Linked DNA regions of Homo sapiens: region 1 is linked to region 2. A link is an interaction called in ENCODE POLR2A ChIA-PET data of the cell type or tissue named here. Cell type or tissue: endothelial cell of umbilical vein. All regions are shown on one strand. Each heading gives the region's core, and the rest is flanking DNA. Links, peaks and the distances in the headings are about the cores only.

Evidence for each region. Peaks named below come from ENCODE experiments on the same cell type or tissue, not always from the same donor. Only the 100,000 strongest peaks of a DNase experiment are listed, where the experiment ranks them.
Region 1: POLR2A ChIA-PET joins it to region 2 with 10 read pairs; 4 of 35 experiments call an interaction of 5 or more read pairs at or near these places.

What each region holds. Positions count from the first base shown.
Region 1 is chr11:9,834,379-9,845,430 of GRCh38, forward strand. SBF2 (SET binding factor 2) reads right to left here. Exons shown (of 40, transcript NM_030962.4): 25 at 8,247-8,392; 26 at 5,120-5,318. It overlaps LOC101928008 (a long non-coding RNA gene), which reads left to right and starts at 4,764. Exons shown (of 3, transcript NR_120539.1): 1 at 4,764-4,898. It also overlaps the pseudogene RNU7-28P. In endothelial cell of umbilical vein, for the core only: no CTCF peak of the experiment used is centred there; no DNase peak of the experiment used is centred there.
Region 2 is chr11:9,959,381-9,970,432 of GRCh38, forward strand. It overlaps SBF2 (SET binding factor 2), which reads right to left. Exons shown (of 40, transcript NM_030962.4): 14 at 8,961-9,165; 15 at 4,393-4,502; 16 at 2,577-2,726. It also overlaps the pseudogene GLULP2. Among named protein-coding and RNA genes, the nearest start is that of LINC02709, 210 kb to the left of the region's middle. In endothelial cell of umbilical vein, for the core only: no CTCF peak of the experiment used is centred there; no DNase peak of the experiment used is centred there.

The DNA of each region.
Region 1 (11,052 bases), core at 1,025-9,024, 130 kb before region 2:
TTTATGTGTACAAACCAGTGGCATTTAGTACATTCCCAATGTTATGCAACTACCACCACTATCCATTTCCAGAACTTCTTATCCCTTATCTTGATAAGAACCAGTGCTGACAGGAGGGAAAGGAAATCTAGTTTATGGTCACATAAATCATAACCTTCAACTACTTTACTGAATGCCAAATTAACTTTCCATACTTAACCAATGATAACTTGGAAGCATTCTGAAAGCCTAGGGCTTTGGTGATCTAGGAAGCTGTGGCCTGAATTTTTGTAATACCACAAACTGATGAAAAGACCAAGCTATAGACATAATCACTCATGAAGACTGAAAAGGCAGTTCCATAATTAGGACCCTCTATCTCCACTTGAATATCAGTTTTTCCCAACTTGCTTCAAGATACAATGTGTATTAGACAGGGAAATAATGTTTAATGGTTCCAGGAGCTACTTCAATAATCGGTAAAGAACGAGCACACTCCTTCACTCCCTGCCCCCTGTAGTGAGCCATCTCCTTCCACTGTGAATGAGCACTACACACAGACCATCCTCTGTTACATACAAGATCTATGGCTCTCTCCTGCTTCCTGACATGGGCTTGCATGACAGCTGGAGAGCCCCTCATGCTGGGGCAAATTGTGTGAAGCCTAAAGACCAAGAGAAGCTACTCCCAGTACCAGTCTCATTTCGTAATGAAAGATATCAATTTCCCTGCCACCCATCCTAACCCACTACTCAGAGCCTTCAGCTCTGGGCTCCACAGTTAACTCTCAAGAGGTAGACTAGGCTTCAGAAGCTGTTGTGGAAACTTTTTAATTCAAGCATAATTCACATACAAATGCTCAAAACCTAGGTGATATCACTACCACCTAGGTCAAGAAATTGACCACTACAAGCATCCAAGATCTAGTATTTCCTCCAAGTCACTATTTATTCTTCTTTCTTAAAGATTACCACTATCCTGCCTGGCATGGTGGCTTACACCTGTAATCCCAGCACTTTGGGAGGCCCAGCTGGGAGGATGGCTTGAGCCTAGGAGTTTGAGACCAGCCTGGGCAACATAGTGAGACCTCTTCTCTACAAAAATAAATAAATAAAATAAAAAGAAAATTAGACAGGTTTGGTGGCATGCGCCTAGTCCCAGCTACTCAGAAAGCTGAGGTGGAAGGATCGCCTGAGCCAGGGAGGTTGAGGCTGCAGTGAGTTGGAATCACATCACTGCACTCCAGCCTGGGAGACAGAGCAAGACCTTGTCTCAAAAAAAAAAAAAAAAGATTACTACTATCCTGACTAACAATGTGGATGAATTTTGCTTCTTTTTGAATTCTAGATAAAGGGAATCAACAGAGTTTATTCTTTCATGTTTGGCTTCTTTTGCTCAATATTATGTTTATGAGATCCATCCGTGTTATTTGTACTCACGTGTAGTTTGTTCATTTTCATTACTGTATTTCACTGTGTGAGTATGATACCATTTATCTATTCTCTTGTTGATTTTGAGTAGTTTCTAGTTTTTTTAATTATTAAGAATGTTGCCATGAACATTCTTGTAGATGTCTTTTGGGAGCACATATGTATTTCTGTTAGAAATTCTACTCCACCTAAGAGGAGAATTTCTAGGAATTAGGTTATGAATATGTTCAGTAGATGTTTAAATGTTTAGACAGCATTAGACAACTTTCCAAAGTTATTTAACCAATTTATAGTCCTTTTTACTCTCTTGATGATATCTCCTGATATACAGAAGTTCTAAATTTATCAATTTTTTACTTTATAGATAATGTTTTTCCTATCCCAAGAAATCTTTCCCTATACCTCAAGGTCATGGAGACATTCTCTTATCTTCTAGAAGCTTTATTGTTTTAAGCTTATTTGCTTTAACCTTAATAACAAACCTATTGTTTTATTGTTTTAACCTTTTACATATAGATCTATAGGTCAATGGGAATAGGTCAAGATTAATTTTTCCCAGCATCCTTTATTGAAAAAACATCTTCTATCCACTGCTCTTAAGTGTTATTTTTATCTTAAATCAAGTATCCACATATGTTGGGGTGTTTCTGTTTAATATATTCCCTATTTTGCTCCACTGGTCCGTTTGTCCATTCTTGTGTCAGTCCTATACTGTCTTAATTACTGTAGCTTTATAAAAACTCTTGACATCCTATAGTATTATTCTGTAAGACTATCTTGGCTACTCTGCCTTCCACATTTTTATGTAACTCTTAGAATTACCTTTTCAGTTTCCATTAACATTTTGCTGAGATTGGGACTGATTCTATAGAACAATTTCAGGAAATTCAGTTTTAGAATACTGAATATTCTAATCTAAGAACCTGAAATATCTACTTATTTAGCTCTTCAATGATCTTCAATATTGTTTTAAGTATTCCATGTAGAGGTCTTGCACTGGTTATTAGATTCATCCCTAAGTAATGTTTTTTAGTGCTACTGTAAATAGTAGGAATAATACCAAAATAGCATCACTTTTTGAAAATTTCATTTTGTAATAATGTTTTTAGTATATATATAATTATTGTAAATGACCTTGTACTAGTGACCTTATCAGTGACCTTGTACTAAATCCACTTAATAATTTTAAAAGTTTATTGGCAGATTCCTACAGATTTTCTACATGTGCATTTTGGTCATCTGTGAGTAATGGCAGTTTTATTTCTTTCTTTTCAATTTTTATACCTTTTATTACTTTTCTAGTCTCTTTGCACTGCCTAAGACCTCTAGTACAACACTGAATAGAAATGGTGATAATGGGCATCCTTGTCAGGATTTCAGAGAAAAAGCTTTTAATATTTTATTTATTTCTAAGATAAGTAATTTCCTGTGTAGGATTTTTAAGACAGAAGATTAAGGAGCTACCCACTGTTCCACTGTAGACTTCTCTGAGGCCTTCAGGGCGCTACTCATGGGAGCTCATTCTTACTCTCTTTTGCTGAGAGCTTTTTTCTAAAGATCACAAATGTGACAAAAAATACAGAATTTACATAAATAAATTTACATAAATAAAACTCATAAGTGTACTTTGCATTTGCAAAATGCTTATCTTTATATAATAAACTTCTTTTTAATTCTGTTAATGTGGTAAATTACACTGACTGATTTTCAGATGTGAAACCAGTACTCTATTCCTACAATAAACTCCACTTGATCTTAATGAATTGCTGTGTGTAAAATAAACCTTTTGTCATTATCAACCATCCTTTCTTACTGCTTTTAAAGTCTACTTTGATATTCATATAGTGACAACAACTTTTTTTAAAGGTAGTTTTGCGTGGTATATTTTTTCTATCCTTTTACTTTCTACCTTTTTATATACTTGTATATTAGATTTGTCCCTTAAAAGCAGCAGAAAGCTTTTTTTTTGGAGACGGAGTGTTGCTCTGTCACCAGGCTGGAGTGCAGTAGCTTGACCTCGGCTCACTGTAACCTCCACCACCAGGGTTCAAGTGATTCTCCTGCCTCAGCCTCCCAAGTAGCTGGGACTACAGGCACAAGCCACCATGCCCAGCTAATTTTTGTATTTTTAGTAGACACAGGGTTTCACCATGTTGGCCAGGATGGTCTCCATCTCTTGACCTCGTGATCTGCCTGCCTCGGCCTCCCAAAGTGCTGGGATTACAGGCGTGAGCCACTGAGCCCAGCCACTTTTTTTTTTTTTTTTTTTTTAAAGCAAACCCTGATCTCTTTCTTTGAATTGGAACATTTAGTCAATTAATAATTAATGCAATTATGGATATATTTGAATTTAAATCTACCATCTTACTACTTGTTATTTATTCCATTTGTTCTATGTCCCCTTTTTTTTCCTTTCTTGCCTTCTTTTGGATTATTTTTTATTATTCCATTTCCTTCCTGCTAATAACTTAATGGATATATATTACTTTTTACCATCATAAATGCTTTATAACCAGTGTTCTAATAAGTCATCTATTAAAATTTTATTTTACTTCTGACAGATTGGAATGATAAATGAGTCTGTTTTCTCAATGGCTGGCATAATTTTGATAGCAAACTTTCCAAACAGCAGGACATCACACCCCGACAACATGACTCATCTTCAGAGAAAATTTAGTTAGAATGACGGAGAATTCCAGAAAAATTACTGCATACTCAGAGTGCCAATTTTTCAGAACTTCATGCAAAATGTTTATTTGGCCACAATCTCAAAACTATATTCCCAACTTGTTTCTGAAGTTTCATATTAATATTTGTAAACTTAAATTGCCATTTAAAATGACATATCTATCTTCAAGAGCAACAGGGTTGAAAGTAACATTAAGATAACTTTCTAAAATATGTACAAAGCTTACAATTTACAAAGTGATTTCAGAGCTGTTTAAGCAGGAATTTATAAATGCAAAGAAAAATCTTACCTGGAGATGAAAATGACTAAACTTGTGGATGGTGAAAATGTAATTTTAGAAAATATATATTTACATATAGTAAAGCATGGAATAAGACTCAACATATTTGAAAAACAGTGAGAGATGACAAGAACTGAAAAAAGAAAATGCCTCTTTATTTACATCCTTTAAGTAATATTCCCTTGAAAACATTCCAATTAGACCGCATAAGAAAGCCTTGCCTACACCTGGGTCAGCAAATTATAGCCTGTGGGCCAAAACTGGCCATGCCTACTCATTTCCTTACTGTCTGTGGCTGCTTTTGCGGCACAGTTGAATAGCTGCAACAAGAGACTCTATGGCTCATAAACTGAAAATATTTACCAACTGACCCTTTATAGAAAGAGTTTGTGGCTCCCCAGCCTACAAAAGACTTTCATGTCCTCTATTGGGCTGGGAAAATCCTGTTCTTCAAGTTATCTTTAGTCATGCTAGAAAAGAAGCAAACTGGGAAGAGAAAGACAAGAGAAATTCATAGGGGGTGAGTACTTTACCTTTCACCTTCTCACCTACTAGAGGTACTTTCAGTAAGGTAATTGTTCCGAGAATGCCAATGAGATGCTTGCTCGTATCCTGGAGACCTTGTTCTTATTTTCAGGCATTTTTATCTATCTCAGGGCTATGGATGCAAATGGCCTATTAAAGATTCAAATAAGAAGAAAGGAAGGAAGACCTCTTTTTGGAGCCCACTGACACACTTACCTCCGGCAGAGTGAATACATCCTGTTGGAGGCAGTAATTCTAAAATACTCGGGTCTTGAACGGGAAGAGCTGCCACTTATGGTTCCTAAACCTAAACGCTGATAGTCTCTGAAACAAGCTTTTTCCACCAACTGTTCCATTGTAGACTTCTCGGAGGCCTTCAGGGTGGTACTTGTGGGGAGCTCACTCTCATCTGAAACTGTGATGGTAGAGACAGATATCGAAGAAATGATTAGCTCAAAGCAATTGAGGTCTTCAGGGTAGTACCTGTGGGGAGCTCACTCTCATCTGAAACTGTGATGGTAGAGACAGATATCAAAGAAATGATTAGCTCAAAGCAATTGAGGCCTTCAGGGTAGTACCTGTGGGGAGCTCACTCTCATCTGAAACTGGGATGGTAGAGACAGATATTGAAGAAATGATTAGCTCAAAGCACAGGATTAAAAACTTCCTTTTGGGCTGGGTGTGGTGGCTCACGCCTGTAATCCCAGCACTGGGAGGCTGAGGTGGGCGGATCACAAGGTCAGGAGTTCGAGAGCAGCCTGACCAACATGGTGAAATCTCATCTCTACTAAAAATACAAAAAATTAGCCAGGTGTGGCGGCAGGCACCTGTAATCCCAGCTACTCGGGAGGCTGAGGCAGGAGAATCACTTGAACCCGGGAGGTGGAGGTTGCAGTGAGCTGAGACCGTGCCACTGCACTCCAGCCTGGGCAACCGAGCGAGACTTTGTCTCAAACCCCGCCCCCAGCCGCAAAAAAAAAAAAAAACAAACCCGCTACTTTTGAAGAAGACTCTTACACCAAGACAGGTTTATATTAGGATGACAAGTATTATGTATATCACAAATTAAATCATGTAACTTCTGTGAGGAATCACACTTAAATAAACATAAATTAAAAGTGTAATGAATAGTCAAGAAATAAAATATCAGTAATTCAACTAAAAAATGTCAGGAAAATAATACCATTTAAATAATTTCTAAAAACAATATAATTTTGAATTCATTACCTACACTGTTCTGTTTCATGAAGGCTTGCTTATTGTCAAATTGCAGTGATTTCTATTTAGGACTCTATAAAAACACCCAAAGTTTGTCAGAGGCTAACCCATCAGTAAAATTTATCTTTCATAAAATCACTATACAAACTCATCATCCAGATTTCAGTTTACTTTTCAGACTATAAACTTTTATTAGAAATTTCTGGATTAACCAGAAGTTCACTAGAGGGAAAAATAACTTTATTTCCTCAGAGAGGTATAAAGGAGTTACACTTTTTTCCTGGAAATATTTTTGTTAGAGGATGTGGTGTACGTGGGAAATCCCCTCACAGTTTTACAATCACAGGTTACAGAATCCTTTACAATTTTAGATGTGGAAGAATTTACTCAATAATCAAATATTTTAGGGAGGCTTTTTTTTTTTTAAAGAACATTCCTAATTGGTACTGCATGTTCTAACTGGGGAAAAAAAAAATCCATGTTAAAAACTGTCCTAATTTACTTCCCTATTTATTTTGAAAGTAAGAGACATCAAATCAAGCTTTCAAAGTTTTTGAAAATGTACTCAAAGTACTAATGTGCAGGCAAAGATATGGCCCTCTTTCATTAAAATATATTTTAAAAAAGCAGAACATCAACAATTAAGTGTTTCAATTTGTGAACTTCAATTCATGTTTCCATTTGTGAACTTCACAATGCAATATCATCAGGTATCAATTCTGTGTTGGCCTTTAATTTTCAGAGGAGCAAAGAACATTATATAATTTGGTCTTTTAGTAGAATAATTATCATAGAATAATAGGTTTTGTTCCATGAAATATAAAAAAAATTGAGTTAGAAGAGTCAATAGTGATGGGTAGCGATAATATTTTTATGGTTTGACACATGACTGTGAAAAGATCAGGGTTCCAACAAATGGGTGTGGTGTTATTTCAGTGATATAATGGTGGGTATTTTCATTGCCCCAAAGGCAAGCTTGTATGTACATGTTCTCACCCAGGGCATGCATACATACATACAAAACCACATAGGTTCTTTTTTTTTTTTTTGAGGCAGAGTCTTGCTCTGTCCGACCCAGGCTGGAGTGCAGTGGTGCAATCTCGGCTCACTGCAACCTTCTCCTCCCAAGTTCAAGCAATTCTCATGCCTCAGCCTCCTGAGCAGTAGGGACTACAGGCGCATGCCACCATGCCTGGCTAAAATTTTGTATTTTCAGTAGCAACAGGGTTTCGCCATGTTGGCCAGGCTGGTCTCGAACTCCTGGCCTCAAGTGATCTGCCTGCCTCAGCCTCCCAAAGTGCTGGGATTACAGGCATGAGCCACTGCGCCTGGCCCACATAGGTTCTTTATCCCAGCAACTGAAAATGGAGACCGGTTAGCCAGTGCTTTCTCTGAAGATGAGGTTTCTTTTTTAAAATGTTGTTGTTGTTAGTAGTAGTTTTTGCAAAACCACCGGTGACTGATTCTAAGATCCTGAGGGGAAAAAAAGGGTGTAATGGCATTCTGCCTCCCATTATATCAGCTTCTCTGTAGTGCTGATTCCATAGCATATTTGATACTGGGTTAAGAATGGGAAACAGTCACTCAGAGATTTTGCTACTAGCTTTCTGCCTCTATTTTTCCCACTGAGAGATATTGTAGCTGTTCTTTCAAATATTTAGCAAGTATTTTTTCTTATGACCTAAGTATTCCTTCATCTTAGGTCCCCCATTTTGATTAAGAGCACCAACAATGTTCTTACCAAAAACTGAAATCTTCAACTTGAAATGTTCAATGTCCTTACCTTAAATTCTTATTCTAGAAGGATAAGATACAGGGGACTACTCTATACCTAAATTTCCCATGCAGTGGGGTTCCCTTCTTTCTTCTTTTAATGAGACACACATAAAAATGACCAATTAGCTGTATGAATTTAGTAAAGAAGTATAATTTAACAAAATATTACCTGAACAATGGGATATTGGGAAAATATTTTTCCCCCAGTTCTAAGAAGCTGGTAAGTGCTTCCATCTTCTCATGAGATCTAGGTTTTTGTGAATCAAGATGTAAGTGCAACTACATCTGAGTCTCTTATTCATATAAGAAATAAAGTTGAATAATGAAGGAAATTCAAGTTTTCACATACCAGATACATCATCATCTTCATTCCATCCAGGACGATTTACTCTTTCTTCCACAATTGTCCCTGTCTTCTTCTTCAGTAAATATTGCCGCCCAATTGTCATTTTCCCTGCCCTTTTGGCACCTTTCACAATTGTTTTTGAGAAGGTACTACAAGTCATAAAACCAAAGAGAATGTCAACTTAATATAAAAGCACTACTTGTATTGTTGACACCTACTTAGCTCAAATTGTTTCTTCTCCTTTCCCACAGCCACTACTGGTCCAGACTCTTGTTAAGCCTCTCCTTCTTTAGGTTACTTTTAATATGGCAGTAGACTAATTTCCCATAAAACACCACTGTCATCAGGATACTGTCTTAGGAAAAACGTGCAGGAAAATGTAAAGTGAGACACAAACTACTTATCACCCCAAATCTAAACTCCTTGGTTTAGCTTGTCGGGGAGGACTGCCCTGAACCCACTCTGGTTATCCTCATGCCACTGTCCCTACCACAGTTCCCACAAAGCATGCTTGTTGGAGTCCTCCTACATGGAAAGCCAGCCTGCCCACTTCTCTACTTACTCAAACTCTCTTTCTACCAACTCACAAGCCTTTCTTTGAGATCATATGGCCTTCATAGTTGGCAACACATTTGCTTATTTCTTAACTGTTTTAAGTGTGTATATGTGATGTCCTGACTCTAATTAGCTGTAAACTTTAAGAAGCATAGAAAAATAATATAATTCCCCTTTTTTGAAGGAGAAAAATAAGAAATCAGAAACTTGAGTATCCTTTTGAGAATCAGCTTTAATTAAAGGGAAACTAAGATGTAATGGACCTAGAAGTACTTTATTTATTCAAACAATTTAACCCTTCTTGCTGACAGAAAATCTAGGCAATCCAGAGAATTAAACAGAGAACCTATTTCCTGACTAATCAGATGGAGGTGAAGACTCTGAAGACTGTTCTTGATTATATTCTTCTCTATCACAAAGAACTCTTCTGGTGTTTTCTTGCCATTCAGTAAAAAGTGATAAGGCTTCTTTTATTATCAAATAGTTTCACCAGACTCCATCTTTAGTTATTTGCAATGTAAACCTGAAGGTTATGAAACATGTTTGAGATAACAGCTGGGAATCATAAAATACTGATATTTCCTAAATTAAACTTATTGTAAATCACTTGTGTAACTTTTATTTTTTAATTTTTATTAGTGGGCTTTCTGGCAAAAACTGGAAAGTCTGCTAGACAAATTCTAAAAGAGCTGTAACACTAGGTGTAACTTAAACTCAATGGGATTTTTGAAATTTTTTCCCAGCTAAAGCTATATATATCTTTTGTTTCATATACCCAGGCAACTCTTAAAATTTTTAAATTGCTACATCTCTGTTGCAGCTGATATAACAGGCTTGATACAGGTATATATTTCTGAAACTAATATAAATATACATGTTTCTGATAGTTTCTAAATGTAAAATACCACACAAAGCTTTGTCTCTTCCATTGAAGGCTGAGATAACAAACATCATAGGCTCCTCTCCGACCCTATGGTGCTAAGACAAGATGCTTGGTCCACTGCTGTAAATCCCTAGGAACTTGCTCATGCTTCAGCATACCATACCTGGATATTACCTGGTAAGCAAAGCTAGACAGGTGGCTAGCTGTGCAACTGAGAAATAATATACTGTCTGGAACCTCAAATTTTCTATAATCCCCAATCTACCCTTCTTTCAGGCAAAGGAAGGGCCTCTTTTCCAAAGTCTGCAAAGCTCTCCCTAGTATTGTAATTTGTATTGGCAGATGCCCGAATTCTACATGGTTAACAGTGAATGAAATTTTAGCCCTTATATTTTATCACCGATGGAAGATAACTTAAAACTATTGTTATTTCGTCATAACTGAAGTTTAAAACTTTCAACATAAATTTCTAAAAACTTTCTAGAAAATAAGGGTTCATACTAAAGAAATATGACAACTAAATGCAATGCCTGATCCTGGATTAGATCCTGGACCAGGAATAAAAAAGTTAGGTACTAAACTAAAAAAGGATCATTAACACAATGTGAATATAGACTCTGGGTTAGATAAAAGTTTTATATTAATTAAATTTTCTGGCTTTGATTACTGTGCTTATATAAGATAATGCCGGACAAGGGGAGGGATAGCATTAGGACAAATACCTAATGCATGCAGGGTTTAAAACCTAGATGATGGATTGATGGCTGCAGCACACCACCATGGCACATGTATACCTATGTAACAAACCTGCACGTTCTGCACATGTATTCCAGAACTTAAAGTATAATAAATAAATTTAAAAAACAAAATAAAATAAAAAACATAAAAAGATAATGTCTTTGTTCTTAGGAAACATATTGTGATGTACTTAAGGATAAAGGGACATCTTATATCTAACTCAAATGGCTCAAAAAAAATATGTGTATATATGAGAGAGAGAATGATAAACAAATGGACCAAAGTAGAAACTACTGGTGAATCTGGGTAAAATATATACAGAAATTCTTTGTTCTACTGTTATGAATTTTCAGTAAGTTTGAAATGTTCAAGAGTTATGAAAAACAGAAAATATAGCCTCCTGTTTCTAGATAAAAGCAAATCTGTCCACTGGGCCTGGATATTAATAAAAGCTGAAGGGATTGGTCAAAAGCATTTAGAAAGTGATCAATATGGAAAAAAGAGAAAATAGAATTTCACATTCTAAAAATGCATTGTGAGCAATGGACATGACAGTCAAAGCCTCTGGTAGCTTTTAGTTTTTGAAACTTGCTACATTTATCAATGCTGCTGTTCCGTAACTTTATGATCTTG
Region 2 (11,052 bases), core at 1,148-9,147:
TCTGTCCCCATGAGATTATATATTCCTGCTCCATGCCAAACCAGGGGTGCTGGTTGCTCACCATGTCCCTTATCCGTTTACAGGTGTGCCTCAAATTGGTCTCTGCAGGCTTTCGATTGCACTTGAAAACTTCACAGAACACCAGCTTGTGGAGGTCCTTGTGGAAGGGGTCCCAAAACATGGCAGCAGGCATGAGATACATGTCACTGTTGGAACCTTCAAAGTACTAGAGCCACCAAAATTCTACTCAGGTAACTCTTCCACACGCTTGGGTTCACTTGCAGCGCAGTCTTGCTTGAGTACCATCGATTCAGATATACATGGCCTGGACTTTCTCACCCTGAGGTAGGGACATGTACACCTGCTTGACGCCTCTGTTTAAGTGGGAGCTTGCTGAGATGGTCATGGTGGAAGGTGTTCTGGGCACTGAGCAGGCGGGTAGGTAAAGGTAGGCTGCGAGAGTGAGGAGAGGAGAGAGGAGGGGAGGCCACTGTGCGCTCAGAAACTCTGCTCTTCTCCCATTCTCGGCTCTGCCTTTTAAGATACTTAAATCTTTTGCTCATTTTCAAGTTAGGTTGTCTTTTTGAAAAAATACTGATTTGTAGGGTTTTTTCTTTTTTAAAGAGATGGGGTCTTGATAAGTTGTCTAGGCTGGAGTTCAGTGGCTATTGATAGGCGCAATTATAGTGTACTGCAGCCTAACTCCTGGGCTCATGTGATTCTCCTATCTCAGCTACCTGAGTAGCTGGGACTATAGATGCACACCACCATGCCTGGCTTATAGTTCTTGTAATCGGAGCATTAACCTCTCTCTCTGAGGTTTATGTTTTCCCTCTCTCTATGGTATCTTTTAATGAACAGAAGTTCTTAATTTTAATGTAGTCAAATTTATCAATCTTTTCTTTTAACATTGGCACTAGTTGTGACTAGTTTAACAAATCTTTCCCTACCCCAAATTCATATGGATATTTCCTGTATTATGTTTGAAAACTTTTAAGCTTTATAGATTAGCTTTTTTTGGCTCTTCATATTTAAGTCTTTAATACATGTGGAAATGATTCTTGTGTGTGGTGGGAGGTATCTATGCATTTTTTGTATCAATGGTATGTTATGTGTACATGTCCCAGCACTATTAATTGAACTGCTCATCTTTTCACTGCTGGTGCCAATTTTGCCATAAATCGTGTTTCCATATATGTGTGCATTTGTTTCTGGGCTTTCTATTTTATTCTGTTGGTCAATTTGTTTATAAGTGTGCCAATTCTACACTGTCTTAAATAATAATAATTATTATTATTTTTTGAGACGGAGTTTCGCTCTTTCACCCAGGCTGGAGTGCAGTGGCACGATCTCAGCTCACTGCAACCTCCGCCTTCTGGTTTCAAGTGATTCTCCTGCCTCAGCCTCCTGCGTAGCTGGGATTACAGGCGCCTGCCATCAAGCCTGGCTAATTTTTGTATTTTTAGTAGAGATGGGGTTTCACCATGCTGGCCAGGCTGGTTTTGGACTCCTGACCTTGTAGTCTGCCCACCTCGGCCTCCCAAAGTGCTGGGATTACAGGCATGAGCCACTGTGCCTGGCCAAATAATATAATCTTAAACTAAATTTTTGATACCTGACAAGGTAAATTGCTGTGCTTTGTTGTTTTTCTTTAGGAGTATATTGGTAATTTTAAGGCTTTTATTCTTCTGTTTAAGGTTCTGATAGGAATTGCATTGTCTCTGTAGATTGTTTTGGGGAGAATTGATATCTTTAACATATTGAGTCTTCCATTCCATACAAATGATACATTTTCTCATTTATTTAGGCCTTGTTTCTTTCATAAATTTGATTAATTATATCCTATAATTCTTGCTTTCCAATGTACCAATATTTAACATGCATTTATTTACTTTGTCTGGAGTCCCACGGATGATCTTTGAAGTCTTAATATTTAATTACATTTCCACCTTGTGCAAAATGTTTGAGAAAGGAACTTTACATTACCTCTCAACAGAATGCCAATGTCATAGACTCTCTAACAAGGGAGGCAGGATGAGGAAACAAGATTATTAGCTTCTCCTAAATTGTCCTCACTGTTTTGTGGGAAGTTTGTTTCTGAAAGATCATACACACATTTTGAAGCCAAGTGGAAATTTTGTTGTTGTGCTTTACAAACACAAAGTACTTAAATACTTAATTAAGTAATTCATTTATCGTTTGGATTATCCACCATTCATTGTCCTCTGCTTGGACAACTGAAAACTGACTGAAAAGGGCTGATGTGACTATAGACATTAAGTAATATATAACTGAATGCTTTAAAGATGACTTTTCATTTTCAAAGAACTTGCTTATATTACAGAACTAGTAAAATAATCTAGCATTTTCAAAGAGAAAACAAAGAAAGAACAAAAACTCTTAATATTTATGCCAAGTAATAAAAAAGTATTTGACAGAAATGATAGAGATACTGACGCTTCATCCTATTAGCTGTGGTAGGCTCAAGAACTGATATATTGGTAATTACAAAATATTCTGGAAAAATGAAAAGTATTCTCAAATAAGAGGAATAATCTGAAAGAACTACAAATTACCTGTAGAGTACAATTCATCATCCTTATTATGTAGTCAAACTGTTGATGGTCTAATATTGCCCGGTTTTGCTGGACATGCAAACCCAATTCATCAGTGAGACACTGTCTTGCTGCCTTTCCTTTAAGGGCTCTGAGTGCAGCAGGAAGGGTCTGAGGACAAGAGAGGTACAAATGACCAAATGGTACCACTGGGGGAAACAACAACTTTCAAACAATCATCCTGAAAATTCAAACGCATCCTATAATTTATTTAACATAGTTATTAGTAAAATTAAACTCCTAGGGAATAGGTGATTTATTATTAAGACAATTATAAAATAGATTTGTGGTTATTTTTATATGTAAACCAGCAAGAAATATAAGATAATTATGTGATAAATTGAAAAACATTTAATTTCACTATTTTTCTTCAAGTTAACAAAACTTTGGTTACCAAATTGACTGTTGCTTCAGATCATGAGTCAAAGCCATAGATACGTAAGACACCTTTCTATAACTAGTAAATTTTCCATGGCAAGAACAGAAAGAAAAATTAAAACAATAAGAAATACAAGTGATTTCATACTTTTAAACTGGTTGGCTGCTTAATCACTATTCAGCTTTAAATTATGACTGAAAAGTTCTACAATCTCTTCTCATTTAAATATCATAAAAAAGGAAAGAAAAAGGACTCGGAGTTGCAAAAACAGATATCTCTAGGTGTATGCATTAAAACTCTTTTCGCTTTACAACAGGCACATCCATAAAGATGCCTCCTTCAGTTCACCATGTAGGACTTAGTTAATTTACTTCACATATAATAATAATAAGCTTATTTAGCTAAAAAATCAGAACAAAGGAGAAAACAAGAAGTAGGAGGGCATGATATCACTAAAGGTGGGTATAAGAAATAGGATGTGAAAGTTGAAAGCAAAAGAAGTGAAAGACTTCAACTCTAAGAAAACATAGAAACCAAAAAGCACAAAATGTAAAGAGCACTGGGTCAGTCAGTGTAAAGGTAAACATTTCTACATGCTTTAACCAACCCCTGAAAATAGATATTCAGAACTATGACAATGAGTCAGTAAGAAAGGGTTACATTATGTTCAGCATGTTTCATTGAAGAAGGCAAGAAAACATGCTCTAAGGAGGCACATTTAAGTTCAATACTACAGTTCCTATAATTCATTACATATTCTAACTAGATTCTTTGCAATACATAAAATTATATTAAAATGTTAAGTTTTGGCCAAGCATGTTGGCTCATACATGTAATCCCAGCACTTTGGGAGGCTGAGGCGGCTGGATCACTTGAGGGCAGGAGTTCAAGACCAGTCTGGCCAACATGGTGAAACCCCATCTTTACTAAAAATACAAAAATGAGGCGGGCGCAGTGGTGCGTGCCTGTAGTCCCAGCTACTTGGGAGGCTGAGGCAGGAGAATCGCTTGAACTTGGGACGTAGAGGCTGCAGTGAGCCAAGATCATGTCACTGTACTCCAGCCTGGGTGACAGAGCAAGACTCTGGCTCCAAAAATAAAAATAAAATGAAAAAAATTTTAAGTTTCTAAGTAATATCCCAAAATAGTGTTTTGTGAACAATGTTTAAAAGTTTGACAGAAAAAATTACTATGAATATATTTCTGGTGGTCATATAATTAAGCTTGGCCCAACAGCTTTAAATCTTAGACACTATTCATTTAAAATGATCCAAACAATGAGAGGATACTTTATTAGGAAAAGGGATAGAATTAAAGAAGAGAGAAGCTGGTAACCTCAGCACGTAAATCTGAAAGGGAAATGATAAATGCTTACTTGGGAAAGATCACATTTTATTACCTTTTCAGTTTCCAAAATTTTATTTTCAAATATGAATGAGATACAGTTTCTGACAACTTCTAGTCTTTGTGCACTGTTGAAAACTGTCGTCACCTTGTCCATTATCGAAACTAGTAAAAGAATATAAAGAAAGCACAAATAAATTAAACTTCTTTGGTAATTACAAAAGCAAAGAGACTACTACTTTAAGACTGTAGGTTGGGCGTGGAGGCTCACACCCGTAATCCCAGCAATTTGGGAGGCTGAGGTGGGATGATCCCTTGAGCCCAGAGGTTTGAGACAAGCCTGGGCAACATAGCAAGACCCTTGTCTACAAAAAATACAAAAATTAGCCGGGCATGGTGTCTTGCACTGTAATCCCAGTGACTCGGGAGGCTGAGGTCGGAGGATCACTTGAGCCCAGGAGTCCAAGTCTGCGGTGAGCTAGGACAGCACTACTGAACTGCAGCTGGGTGACAGAGTGAGACCACATCTCTTATTAGAAAACAAACAAAAACTGTTGATATGACCTACACCTTATTTTTTCCCTTATTACAGAGCATTGAAAGTATTCCATATCATTATTTTGATTACATGTTCCAGTGTTGAAGTATCAGGCTAGCTGATTAATAATTTCACAGGGTAGATTCTAATGAGACACTTAACTTTTATGCAAACTAATTCACATTGCAAAGTAAAATTATATTAAACAAAGGCAAACATCTATTTTAAACTTTGTTTACAACTAGTAATATTGTTAATATTTCTAAGATATTACCAAAGAAAAACTACATTCCACAAAATATTAGATATTACACATTTGAGTAGAGGGGACTTGAAAGAAAGTAGTGCAAACAAAGAGAAACGATCATGATCAATGAACTGTTACACTGGCTTAGGAAAGTCACTTTTTAGTCATGCAAACCTAGCACCTTTCACCTTTTACCATAGGGTTAGAAAATTCTAGTGTATTACCTAGGCTACTAAGCTAGTTACCTAAATAAATTTAACTTATTAAAATAATATTAGAAGGATATAAATGAAAGTAGTATTTATATAAAATTTATACTTTCACAAAGAACTATACTATGCCATTTGTTTAAATGAGGTAGTATCAATAGTTTTTTTTTGCATAAATTTAAGGGGTACAAGTGCAGCCTTGTCACATGGACATACTGCATAGTGGTGAAGTCTGGGCTTTTAGTGTATCCATCAACCAAAATGATGTATATTGTAGCCATTAAGTAATTTCTCATCCCTCACTCCCTTCCCACCCTCCCAGCCTTCTGAGTCACCAGCGTCTTATTATTCCACACTTGATGTCCATGTGTACACATTATTTAGCTCCCATTTATAAGTGAGAATAGTATCAATGGTTCTCAAGCCAAAAAGACTACTTATATTTTATGGCTACTCTTTGGATTCTAAAGGCACAATCCCTTCACCTTCTCCCATACCTAAGAAGAAAGACTATCATATTTTACTCATTAGCATTCCTTTCATCTCATCAATACAAAACCTATATTCGTCAAATAATGTTTTAAACTTTTTTTTTTTTTTTTTTTTTGAGACAGAGTTTCACTCTTATTGCCCAGGCTGGAGTGCAATGGCACGATCTCGGCTGCCTCCCAGGTTCAAGTGATTCTCCTGCCTCAGCCTCCCAAGTAGCTGGGATTACAGGCATGCGCCACCACACCCGGCTAATTTCGTATTTTTAGTAGAGACAGCGGTTCTCTATGTTGCTCAGGCTAGTCTTGAACTCCCGACCTCAGGTGATACGCCGACCTCGGCCTCCCAAAGTGCTGGGATTACAGGTATGAGCCACCGCGCCCAGCCTTAAACTTTTTAATAAAACTAATTATATGCTCACAATAAGCTGCAAATGTAATACAAAGAAGATCTTTGTACTCATCACCCAGCTTCCCCCTATGGTGACATCTTTCATAATTATGCTTTATTAGGATCAGGAAAACAACTGGCATAATACAATGAATGAGACTATAGACCTTACTTGAATTTTACCAGTTTTCTTCAAATCATTTTTAATCATGTAACATTAATTTCCTGGTTAAACTGATTATTTCACGTGACTTTTCTCTCTGAAATGCTCATTCATAATTGTGGGCTCTGGTGCTTCCCACACACATAGGTTGGTGGCATTAACTGAAAATCTATCTATATTAGAATAGAAAACTTACAATCTCCAATTAATAACACACTTTATTGAGAGAGCAATGTGTTTATGTTTATAAACTTTTAAATCTAAAATATCTTTAGCAGTATTTTAAATTTTCTTTAGGCTGAGTTATTAGAAAAAAACATATTTTCTTTTTCTTTTTCTTTTTTTTTTGTGAGACAGAGTCTTGCTCTGTCACCAAGGCTGGAGTACAGTGGTGCGATCTTGGCTCACTGCAACCTCTGCCTCCTGGGTTCAAGTGATTCTCCTCCTGCCTTAGCCTCCCAAGTAGCTGGGACTACAGGTGCATACCACCACGCCTGGCTAATTTTTTGTATTTTTAGTAGAGATGGAGTTTCACCGTGTTGGCCAGGCTGGTCTTGAACTCCTGACCTCAAGTGATCCGCCCACCTTGGCTTCCCAAAGTGCTGGGATTATGGGCGTGAGCCACCACGCCCAGCCAGAAAACATATTTTCTTGTAATAAATATGTTTACTATCTGGAATTTTTTTCCTTTGGAGAATCCAACCTAATTCACATTTTATACATGCATCTAATTAACCAACTTCAAAATATATCAAGAAAAACAGGAAAAACTGAAAAATAGGGAATTCTGCTATTATAATGGGAGACTTTAATATTTCTTCCTCAATAGCTGAAAAAAAGACAAAAGTTAGTAAAGGAAGACAACTCACAGAATGGGGAAAAATTAGCAAATAATATATCTGGTAGGGGACTTATATATAGAATATAGAGAGTATGCTTACAACTCAATAATAAAAAGGCAAATAGCCCAATTTCAAAATGGGCAAAGAGACAGTGAAATGACCAATAGCACATGAAAAAATGTTCAGTATCAGTGGCTGAAATTAGAACGAAAGAAATCTAAAATGGCACGACCGCTTTGGAAAATGGTTTGGCAGCTCCTCAAAACATTAAACATAGAATTACCATATGACCCAGCAATTCCAATCCTAAGTATACATCCAAGAGAACTGAAAACATATCTACACAAAATCTTGCACATAAATGTTCACAGCAGCATTATTCATAATAGCCAAAATGTAGAACCAACTCAAATATCCATCAATTGATGGATAAATAACCAATGTGATATATATCCAAACAACGGAGTATTATTCAGACATTTAAAAATAAATGAGGCCTGGCACAGAGGCTCACGCCTGTAATCCCAGGACTTTGGGAGGCCGAGGAGGGCAGATCACGAGGTCAGGAGGTCAAGACCATCCTGGCTAACACAGTGAAACCCCGTCTCTACTAAAAATACAAAAAAATTAGCCGGGCCTGGTGGCGGGCGCCTGGAGTCCCAGCTACTCAAGAGGCTGAGGCAGGAGAACGGTGTGAGCCCGGGAGGCGGAGCTTGCAGTGAGCCGAGATTGCTCCACTGCACTCCAGCCTGGGTGACAGAGCGAGACTCCGTCTCAAAAAAAAAAAAAAAAGAAACGAAATGCTGATACATGCTACAACATAGACGTACATTGGAAATATTATGCTAAATGAAAGAAGCCAGTCATAAAAGATTACATTTTGTATAATTCTATTTATATAAAATGTCCAGAATACGTAAAGCTATGAAGACAGAAAGTAGATTACTGTATAAGGCTGGGGAGAAGGTGGTTTGGGGAGGAAATGGGGAGTGACTGCTAATAGGTGTGAGGTTTCTATTTAGGTTATAAAAACATTCTTGCCGGGTGCAGTGGCTCACGACTGTAATCCCAACACTTTGGGAGGCCAAGGTGGGCGGATCACCTGAGGTCGGGAGTTCGAGACCAGCCTGACTAACATGGAGAAACTCTGTCTCTACTAAAAATACAAAATTAGCTGGGCGAGGTGGCACATGCCTGTAATCCCAGCTACTCAGGAGGTTGAGGCAAGAGAATTGCTTGAACCCAGGAGGCAGAAGTTACGGTGAGCCGAGATCACACCATTGTACTCCAGCCTGGGCAACAAGGGTGAAACTCAATCTGTCTGTCTGTCTGTCTGTCTGTCTGTCTGTCTGTCTCTCTCTCTCTCTCTCTCTCTCTATATATATATATATATATAAAATATATATATATTCTCAAATTAAATAGTAATAATGGTTGAATGAGTCTGTAAATATACTAAAAATCATGGGATCGCACATTTTACATTGGTGAATTTACAGTATGTAACATATCTCAATAAAGCTGTTATTAAAAAAAGAAAAGATTCTATAGTGGCAGTGGTTGGGTTATGATTACCCTTTTTGGGAGGCAGTGAATGAAACAGTTTCTGAGTATTGATAATGCTCTGATTCTAGCTACAGGAGTTTGTTCACTTTGTGAAAATTCATCAAATTGCACACTTTTCCTTTTTGGGTCTTACATCCTTATAAACAGTTTACTTTTAAAACAGACAGACAAATACATACCAACAGGTGGACCTGCTGGCACAACACATTTCTTTTCTATTCGTGTGGCAGGAGGTGCATTCTGGTTCTTAGCAACATTTTCCTGTATTAATTCCTGAACCCGGGCTTCATTAATCTCTGGGAAAGGAAGAATATGAACTCGCAAATGGGATCCTTCTGTTGGCCGTGGAACTTTCTGGAATGCCATATGAGGATTTGGATTCTCCTGTAATATCAGACATAGGTAAAATTACTCCAAGTTAAAATAACAATGGCAGATCACCAGGAAGGGAGTGGGAGCTTACAGGGACACGAGCTGGGTAGTTATACATACATTCATATATACGCCATAAAACATGAAGTACCAAAATCTTACTTCTTCTTACATGCTCTATCAGCAGCATCTGATACAGCTTGGCATCTGTCTTCCTCTTCCATGAACACTTTCTTTACTTGGTTTCTAGGTCTTCTTGCTACATCTTTGTCTATTTCTCATCTCCCTAATCCCTTAACAATGTGAATATCTCAGGGCTCAGTCCTTGGGTCTTTTTTCTATTAACATTCATTCCTTGGTGATCACTTCCAGTCTCCTATCTTTAAACCATAAAAATACCAACAATTCACAAGTTTTTTTCTTTAAACAAGTTTTCTCCTAAACCCCATACCCACATGTTTAACTCTCTATACAATATTTTCACTTGGATTTTTTAAAAAATTCTAAACCTATGTCCAGAATGCAGCTCTTAATCTTCACCCACCTCTATCCCTGCTTTCTTCAGTCTTCCTCACATCAGTAAATGGCACATTTATTTTTTCCAATCATTTAGACAAAAAGCTTAGAGTTATCTTTAATGCCATTCTCTAACACCCAACTATCCATTCCTCTGCAGATCTTGTGGACTTGACCTTTAAAATGTTTACAACTTGGCCAGTTTCACAACACTTTGGTTCAAGTCAACACCTCACGTTACAGCAATACAACAGTCTCCTAGTCTCCCTGCTTCCACCTGTACTCCTTCATTCAACACTGCAGACTATGTGATCTAGTTAAGAGTATGTCAGTTCATCACATAACCGTTCTGTTCATTCCAATGGCTTGTCATCTCACTCACAATAAAACCCAAAGTTCTTAAAACAACTTACAACACCCTACAAGATCTGGCCTTTCTATATGATGTGTCCTGCCATGATTTCTTTCATTTTTTTCTGCTCTAGACACACAGAACTTCTTGTTCCTGACTCAAAGCCTTTGCACTTAACTGTTCTCTCTGCCTGGAATGCCTGTGCCCCATGAATCTGTACAGCATCCTCCTTCCTTTCTTGCATTTCTTAGCTCAAAAGCCACCTTTCCCAATCACCTTATCTTAAATTATACTCTCTTCCCCAACACACTCCCTATCCCTGTTATATTTTTCTCTATATCACTTATCACTCTCTCACATACTTTACATTTTATTTAACTTGTTTATTGTCTATCCTTCTCTCCATAAAATAAAGCTCCATGAGAGTAGACGTATACCTACTGCATCTAGAAACTGCCTGGCACACAGCAGGCACTCTAAAGCTCTTCCCACTGCATCTTAATGAGGGGGACACAATGCTGAACACACATAAGGATTGCAAGAATTGAATTAAATGTGTCAGCTAATATTTTTGTAGACTCTTTGGGTTGGCATGAACTTTTTAGTCATCTAGTTAAGCAGGATTAGATCTCAAACACTCCAGGTAGAATGGAATCCATTCTTTCATAAAGTTCTCTAGGGAAGGCTGCTTTACAACTATTCTTGACCAATTCTAACACTTATTCTTTGCGACCAGAAAATTCCTTATTCCCACTGAACTTATGTTATTCATGCTGTAGATTAAACTCAATACTATCCCATATATCCTATTTTTTTTTTTTTTTAGACGCAGTCTTGCTCTGTCGCCCAGGCTGGAGGGCAGTGGCGTGATCTCGGCTCACTGCAAGCTCCACCTCCCGGGTTCACACCATTCTCCTGCCTCAGTCTCCCGAGGAGCTGGGACAACAGGGCCCACCACCACGCCCGGCTAATTTTTTGTATTTTTAGTAGAGACAGGGTTTCACTGTGTTAGCCAGGACGGTCTTGATTTC